3 separate regions of the Homo sapiens genome follow, and all the other regions are linked to region 1. Evidence: chromatin contacts called from ENCODE Hi-C or POLR2A ChIA-PET data. All regions are on one chromosome and are shown on one strand. Each heading gives the region's core, a stretch centred on a gene start or an enhancer-like site at or near the end of the contact. The rest is flanking DNA. Distances are from core to core; before and after follow the strand shown.

Region 1 (2,790 bases), core at 1-2,500:
TTCAAATTCCAACCCGAGACAGAGGGCCCAGGAAGAAAGACACGCGGCAGAGCAAGGCCAGCTCTCCTCTGCTACTTGCAGGCAGACTCCGGGTCTGGGCAAGTATCCTGGCCCTCTGAGTTAACGTGATATTAACAATCAGCCAGGCTCTTGACGCGGTTTCCTTCAAAGTTTTCACACCCCCACCCACCAGGTGCGCTAAGCTTTGGGTTTTTAAAATCTTGTTCATCTCCCAGAGTGTTTTAGCCATTGAGAGGGCCCTGAAAATAACAAAACCATCTCCTAGACACCTGCCCAGGGATGGGGGAGATGACGGGAGAGCCTGACTTAACAGATACTCTATAGGTTTCTATTTGGATGTCTATGTAAATAACCAGTCTAATTCTCAGCTCTCTGTGCTTAACATTCTACTGAGAACAGCTCTCTGGACCAAGCCGCTTCCCTGTCTGATGATGATCTCAGCAGGCATAGGTTGCACACACATGTACAAAGTCTGCTTTCCAGGACAGAAAGCCAGCTACTCAGCTGAAGCAACTGAGAGCAAACACCACCCTGAGATTTCAGGAGATGATGAACCCAGGAGTGCGAAATACATAGTTCAGAACTCCTCTGCGGTGTTATAACCGACATTACGGTGCCCAGTGTGTGTGGCTCTCCAGCGAGCCTTGCTTACTCTAAGTGTTGATGAATACAGTTAGGGTATGATGTACACAAACACCAGCCATAGTAACCAGAAGGCCCCTAGAACTTGGCCTCCAGCAGGAAGGAAATATGGGACTCTGCCTAAGTATGCTAAAGGGTTGCTGCAAGCCAAGGCCCGCGCAGGGGCTTCTGGAAGCTTCCTGGAGCAGCTGGCGGAGGGAAAGCTGGCAGCATGGAAGGGTAGGAAGAACCCGGGGCCCGGGCCTGGGGCTGGCACCTAGAGGTAAGGCAGGGGCTGCCACGACCCCCGCCACACGCCAGTCCACAGTCACTGCAGCGCAGCCTAGTCCAGGAACCCCAGGCCCGGGGAAAGGCTGGGCAACACCTGGGAGGCACTTGGGGCGCACCTGGAGCTCGCCCGGGATGGGTGGGGGTCAGGGCGGCCCCACACCCGACGGCGAAGTGAGGGCGCCTGCAGGACCACTCGAGGCTGCCACCGTCCCGAGGGAGAGCTCCGCACTCTTCCGGGAGCGAGGCGACCCAGACACTCACCAAGTCGCAAACGGTGCGCACCGCGAGGACCTGCGGGCGTCGGGACGCAAAGCGTTCTAGGGGCGCGGGCTGTCCCAGCATATCCGGGGCGCGGGGGCGGGGCCGAGGGGCACGGGGATGGCGGCGTGGGGCGGGGTCTAGAGCGGGGCGGAGCCGAGGACCTGAGAAAAGCAAGAGAGCGCGCGGGGGCGGGGCCGGGGCGCGCGGGGGCGGAGCTGGGGCGGAGCCCGGGAGGGGCGGGGTGTTCCCGCCCGACCGGGTCGGCGCATGCCCTGTGCGGCGGCGCCGGGCCTGAGGCAGTCTGCGCATCCTCGCTGGACGCCGGCACGCCGGCCCTGGTCCTCCGGCAGCGCCGCTGCCCTGTGCGCCTGACCCGGATGGCCCTTCGGCCGGTACAAGCCGGGCGGCGCCTTCCCAGCTTCCGCCTGAGGCTCTGTGCCTTAGTTTGCCAAATGGCCCGTACCTTTTCCTGTCACAGGGATAGTCCGCGGGCGTGCAAGCGACCTGCCACGTGCCCGAGTGGTCCTGAAAGCGCGCGGGGGTCGTAGGACGGCGCCCGCTTAGTGAGAATCCCGGTCCTGCTCGGGGCGGCTACGCTGAGCCCGGAGCGCGAGTCTCTCCCCTCCTGGTGCCGCTCCCCTAGTCAGGGACCCCCAGACCAGCAGAGACCCTGTCAGGGGGCCGTGGGGGCAGCCTCCAGGGCCTGTGGTGGGCGATGCCGTCCAGGGGCTGCAGTCACCGATGGCCTAGACACTGCCAGAGCCTGACTCAGCCGCTCTCCAGAGAGCACACAGGGTGCCAGGCCCTGCTTGGGGTTGTGTGGACGTTATTAGGAGTTGAATTGTGTCCACCAGAGAAGCTATGTTGGAGTCCTAACTCCCAGTACCTCACAATGTGACCTTATTTGGAGATGGGGACTTTACAGAAGCCATCAATTAGTGGGCCCCTCATCCAGTATGACTCGTGTCCTTATAGGCAGAAGGCCGCTTGGGGAGGAGGATTGGAGGGCTGCACCTGCAAGCCACCAGAAGCCTAAGAGGACAGACCCTTCCCTGGAGCCTTCGGAGGGAGCAGAGGACACTCTTCCCTGGAGCCTTCAGAGGGAGCAGGATCCTAACACACCTGGGTTTCAAACTTCTGGCCCCCGGAAGTGTGAGACAATAGGTTTCTGTTGTTTTAAGCCACTCAGTGTGTGGCACTTTATTATGGCAGCCCCAGGCAATGGGTACAGAAACCATTGTCTCTAACGTGGTTGGCATAAGCACCCCAGGGAGTAGTATCATCCCTGGAGGCTTCGGAGAGGTCACACACCCCTTGGCAGGATCCCATCCAAGGCCCACATGTTCTAAGCCACCATGCTACGGGCCTTCTAGGTTCTGTTTGTTATCTTAATGGAAAGGGGTCTTCACCTTCCCGGTGAAGTTTCCCTGTTGGGATTCGGCCAATGCTCATACCTTCGTATTTGTGACTTGCAGGATCCAACATATTAGCATGAGTGATAAGGGTTGTTCAGAGGAGAACTTCAGCAGGATTTGCTTTGGGATGAGCCCTGGTGACAATACAGGCTGCATCATTGATCCTCTGAGGTTCCCCACC
Region 2 (2,700 bases), core at 171-2,670, 6.5 Mb after region 1:
AAGTGAAGGGAAAGCCAGCAAATACAACAATCCCTATCGACAACTTTCAGCTTTCTCCGAAGTGTTGAAAATACTATCATCCAGGTCAATCCTGCGCTATCCTGACACTGCACTTACTTCACAATTAACCAAGAATGAGAAAGTAGATACACCTTGCTGGAGAGCCCATGCACCAAATGTACTGTATTTTTGTATATATACTTAGAAAGTAGAGTCACATAACATTTGCATTTGATTTCTGTAAATTCATCTACATTAGGCATTAAACAACAAAAATAATAATGTTAACATTTCAGAATATTTCAAAGAGTATTTACTCAAGAGTGAGCATGAGAAACACGAATGTAATCTACTCTTCCCCCAGTGGTCTCAGTTTCCACATGCTTCTCCAAGAGGATGTATCTCACTGTGCTGAGTGTGAGATGAGGAGGGCTTAAAGAGATGTATTTGGAACATACAAGTTTTTCCGTAAATACAAACCCATTACTTCCTCTGGTGGTCAACTAAGAAACAGCCATCCTTCCCAAAGCTGGCAGAGGCAGATTTACTTTGAGATGAACAAAGATTAAGCTTCATAGGTCTGATAATGCATTTGTACAGCCTCTTTCTATCGTTCTGAGGGACCCCAGAAATTTTGTTACTTATAGTTTTTATTCCTTTTCTTAAAGAGGATTCCTCAAATTACAAAACCTGAATCCACCCGTAGCTAGACGTTCAAGTTTTAGAACTTCTTTCCCTCTCCTAAGGAGAAACTTCCTAAGGGATTTTCGACAGTGCATTTGACTATAGGGGCTTTCCACCTTGCACGCTGACTTGAGAACCTGACCCTGTCTGAAGACTCAACTGTATAGAATATACAACATATACATGCATCAAATATACAGATAAGCATCTAAAATGCATCGTTCTAACAGTTGGCTTTGTAACCACTTTCTACAGCCAACGCATTCACCCTCTGCAGTAACTATGTTAACCCAGCTCCACTTTTCTCGAACTTCACCTCCCACACCAAGCAATGGGCGCTCATGGCAAATCACCCAGGACCGCGTGGACGCGAGTGTCCCCGCCCCGCCCCGCCCCGCCCCGCCCCGCCCCGCGGCCCAGGCCCCGCCCCTCCGTGCTGACCGCCGGTCGCGCTCTTGCCCCGGCGAGAAACGCGTCGGGCATGACGTCATCATACGCGACAACACCGATGGCCCAACCCTGCTCCTGCTGCAGCCGGTGGGCGAGGGCGCGCGCGAAAGTCGATTTTCCTGCCGCGGGGAGGCCACAGAGGACGCAGAGGCCTCGTTTCCGCGGCCCGTCGCTGCCGGTTCCTCTGATGTTCTCGGCGGTCTTCATGCTGCCCGGGGAGACCGGAGGAGTCTGGGAGCGTCGTCTCCGCTCTACCGTCTGCCCTGCGCGCACGCGCAGCGTCTCCGCCGCCTACCGGCGCAGTGGAGGAACTGGCCTAGCTGGGTTTCCGTGCGGCCCCAGAGGCACCTGCTCCACCGGTGCCCTGCTTGCTCCCAGGGACCAGAGGCTGGAGAGACCGCGGCGCTGCGTTCCTAGCTCCTGGACATTCCCAAGGGGTCCCAGAGTTAGGATTGATCTTCAAATAGAATCACCCTCCCTGCCGAAAGTTGCCAGCCAGTAGGATTGGCGCCTCAGTTTTGTTAGGATGAGGTCTTTCTGCTTAGGAAAATCCCAAAAGAGACGTTGAGCCTTTCCCTCCAGCAATCTTTCGAAAATAAGTTACTGGAAATCAAAGAATAGAAGGCGAGGCTGACAGTCCGACCACCGCGCTCCTTTGCGGTTCCCAGATGTGAAGAGTGCAAGGGCAAAGTAAACATTCGTTATTGTGCCCTCACAGCACCAGTGGGCAGCAAGCGTGAAGAAATATTGTCAGGAAAGGCACATCCACAGACCTCAATTCCAGTGCATGCAGACAGAGAACAATAGGTGTTTGTGTTAAAAAGTAATACTAAGCTATGGAGAGGTACAAAACAAGTTTTTGTTTTTTGTTTGTTTTTAAGACGGAGTCTCGCTCTGTCGCCCAGGCTGGAGTGCAGTGGCGCAATCTCGGCTCACTGCAACCTCTGCAACCTCCGCCTCCTGGGTTCACGCCATTCTCCTGCCTCAGCCTCCGAGTAGCTGGGAATACAGGCGCTTGCCACCAGGCCCAGCTAACTTTTTGTATTTTTAGTGGAGACGGGGTTTCACCATGTTAGCCAGGATGGTCTCGATTTCCTGACCTTGTGATCCGCCCGCCTCGGCCTCCCAAAGATTACAGGCGCAAGCCACCGCGGCTGGCCAAGTTTTTTTTGTCTGGGGGTGTGTTGTAGAAAAATTGAATTCAGATTACAGTTTTTTGTTTTTTGAGACAGCGTCTCACTCTCTCGCCCGGACTGGAGTGCAGTGGTCCGATCTCGGCTCACCGCAACCTCCGCCTCTCAGGCTCGAGGGATTCTCCTGCCTCAGCCTCCCGAGTAGCTGGGATTACAGGCGAACACCACTACTGCCCAATTAATTTTTGTATTTTCAGTAAGAACGGGGTTTCCTCATGTTGGACAGGCTGGTCTTGAACTGACCGCAAATGATCCACCCGCCTCGGCTTCCCAAAGTGCTGGTATTACAGGCGTGAGCCACCGCGTCGGGCCTAGATTCCAGATTCTTTTATCCTTATATTTTAGGGGATAATTCCTTCTTACCTGTAAAGGG
Region 3 (2,700 bases), core at 200-2,699, 6.5 Mb after region 1:
ACAGGACAAAAATAATGACAAGGACAACTTAGAATGAGTCTGAAATATTAAAAAAATCTTTGCAAACGAGGACTTTACAATTCTGCTATGATAGACCTTTGGTGACATTTCTCTCTTTCAATCTTGGTGAATTCACCTACCATACGTACATTCTGGTGATTACTTATAGAAAAATACATTTGGTCATCATTTTTCTTGCTTTGACACAGGTAAACAGAATGCAAAGTTTATTCTCATTTTTAGCTAGAGGGCACAAGTCCTAGTACATAAACTCAAACGAAAACATAAGCAAAAAGATTAAAGTAATGCGCACTGAGTCATGAACCCAGAATAGACAGCTCTGAAAGAAAATTAGAGTATGGGTGAGCAAAAACGTTATTTCCTAGAGAGGATACCACCTTAAACACAACTTTGGAACTCTAGATTATAGACAAGTGGAATTTCAGAGTTTGCTTTTTTCAAAAGACAGAAAAATAATCTGCACAAGCCTCTACAGGAGGAGGATGAGGGGGCACACTATATACAGTCCCATCCCGTGGGGCATCTAGAAAGTTCCATCTGCTCCCACTGTTCTGCATCCGTAGCCTTAAGTTCCTTCAAGACTGAGTTCATATTCTACTTCAACAGAGTTCTGAGACCCCCCCTTTCCACTCGCTGTTTCCAGTGCCATGAGGAGCGATCTCATGGGGCAGCCCCTGCCTTCGGTGTCTGGGTCTTTCTTGCATTTCAAATTTCTGTCACCTAGAGCGTCCAGCCCTGGATGCCCGGGTTCCTGCGGCCTGAGGGTTGCACATGGGGTCAGGGGGCGTCAGCTGAGACAGCACCCGGCGAAGGCCAGCGTGGCTCAATGCCCATCACAGATGCCCTTCAACCCCAAAACCCCATCATCCGCTTCAGCCCCCCTCTAAAGCGAGAATATGTGTGAGGGAGGCTAGGAGAATTCGAAGTAAAAATAACCCGAATCGGCAGCGCGTCCGCCGCGCTAGCTGCCACAAATGCTGCAGATCCGACGGAATGGAAGCAGAAAAGGCCCTGGCGTCCCCTTGGGAAAGAACGAGGTCAGGAGTCGGTCTTGCACGCAGCGTAGAGCGACGAGACTACACCTACCTGATCACAGACGTTCCACACCAGCTCAGCAACGGTCGTCCACGCCGCTTGCTGTTTCCCCACAGCCAACGTCGAAAACACCCTCGTGCCGGCGCGCAGTGCACCGCGCCTGCGCATAGTCTCCAGCGAAAGAGCAAGGGTCTGCCAGTGCGCATGCTCCGCTCTCGACCTCCTCCCCGCACACTTTGAACGCCGCGCCTGAGGCCAGCTGGCACATGCGCATGCGTGTCTCTGGTGCCTGCTCTCCCCACCAAAGCAAGAAGCGGCGGGTACTTGAAGCGGAGTGAGCCGGAAGTCGCTTTGCCTGCCCATTTCCACGCTGTACCGGCGGAAATTCAAGCACTGGAAGAGAGGTTCCGGGGCTGGGCTGGCCTGACTGAAGGCGGCGGAATGGAGACGCGGACCGAGGACGGGGGCCTCACCCGCCGCCCCACGCTGGCCTCTTCTTGGGATGTTGCAGGCGGGGCCCTGACCCACAGCCTCCTCCTCACCCGGGCCGGTCTCGGCCCCGGTGACTTCGACTGGGAGGAGCTGCTGGCACCGCCTGCTCCAGGGTGCGCCGGGCCGACGGGGACGGGGTCGCTATGCTCGGCAACTGCCGCGCTTCTAGGGGAGCTGTGAGGGGAGGCGAGAGGGTCTGAGCCCGGGATCCGGGAGAGCAGTTGGTACCAGGTCTCTAGTTGGGGAGGGGAGCTGCGAGGTCGTCCGGGGTGGGCGGAGGGGGGTGGGTCCGGCCGGGAAGGGGCCGAGGCTCCTGGGCGTGAGAGGGGGAAGGTGACCCGGACTCGGAATTTCATATAACGTCCCCATCAGGCGTGATAGCCCCTCAGGGCTGCTGTCAAAGTCAGTCCGCCCCTCTACCCTCAAACAAGACACCTCCTGTCCACCAAAACAGGCTGTGTAAAAAGTCCAGCTATAGATGATCGCTGTCGACTTAATTTCGAAAAAGATACACTTTTGTCTTTCATTGTGCCCTGCACCCAGTAGGTGCCCAGTGATTTATGTAATTATCCGAGAGTCAATTGCAGGGGATTGAGTAGAATGTTGATTGAGGAAAAAATAGAGTTTGGGAAAGCCCTGATGTGTGACACCTTCATTTCCGTATGAATTCTGTGTTGAGCGCTTCTTGGATGCTTGGGAAGGTGCTTGGACCTCAAGGGCAAGTGGAAGTGAGTTAGAAGAAAGAAGCCCCGGCCGGGCACGGTGGCTCACACCTGTAATCCCAGCACTTTGGGAGGCCGAGGCGGGCGGATCACGACGTCAGGAGATCAAGACCATCCTGGCTAACACGGCGAAACCCCGTCTCTACGAAAAATACAAAAAATTAGCCGGGCGCGGTGGCGGGTGCCTGTAGTCCCAGCTGCTTGGGAGGCTGAGGCAGGAGAATGGCGTGAACCCGGAAGGCGGAGCGTGCAGTGAGCCGAGATGGAGCCACTGCATTCCAGCCTGGGCGACAGAGCCAGACTCCGTCTCAAAAAAGAAGAGTCATGTTCAGAGAACTATACTGTGTGATGTTTTCACCAATTTTCTTCTCAGTCAGGATCTGGTGATTTTGAAGAGAAACCACAACAACAAAGATGAAAACCCCTGCTT

Evidence for each region. A loop is a pair of places that touch in the nucleus more often than their neighbours do. ChIA-PET counts read pairs that join two places held with the same protein, here RNA polymerase II (POLR2A). Pooled maps may share reads with other maps.
Region 2: a loop to region 1 is called in a pooled map, with 20 times the contacts of the local background. The contact joins the promoter of PSTK here to the promoter of MGMT in region 1. A Hi-C loop is called at or near these places in 5 of 50 pooled maps. POLR2A ChIA-PET finds 5 or more read pairs at or near these places in 2 of 52 experiments (OCI-LY7 and activated B cell).
Region 3: a pooled map shows a loop between it and region 1 (25-fold over the local background). The contact joins the promoter of C10orf88 here to the promoter of MGMT in region 1. A Hi-C loop is called at or near these places in 5 of 50 pooled maps.

Annotation. Positions count from the first base shown.
Region 1 is chr10:129,465,701-129,468,490 of GRCh38, reverse strand. It overlaps MGMT (O-6-methylguanine-DNA methyltransferase), which reads right to left and starts at 1,250. Exons shown (of 5, transcript NM_002412.5): 1 at 1,195-1,250. RefSeq lists silencers at 951-1,150, 1,171-1,610 and an enhancer at 462-1,384.
Region 2 is chr10:122,979,121-122,981,820 of GRCh38, reverse strand. It overlaps PSTK (phosphoseryl-tRNA kinase), which reads right to left and starts at 1,420. Exons shown (of 6, transcript NM_001363531.2): 1 at 1,126-1,420. The coding sequence starts at 1,341. RefSeq lists an enhancer at 1,089-1,408.
Region 3 is chr10:122,952,976-122,955,675 of GRCh38, reverse strand. It overlaps C10orf88 (chromosome 10 open reading frame 88), which reads left to right and starts at 1,449. Exons shown (of 6, transcript NM_024942.4): 1 at 1,449-1,661; 2 at 2,644-2,700. The coding sequence starts at 1,498. LOC124902519 (a long non-coding RNA gene) reads right to left here and starts at 1,234. Exons shown (of 2, transcript XR_007062325.1): 1 at 1,108-1,234. RefSeq lists a silencer at 1,654-1,733.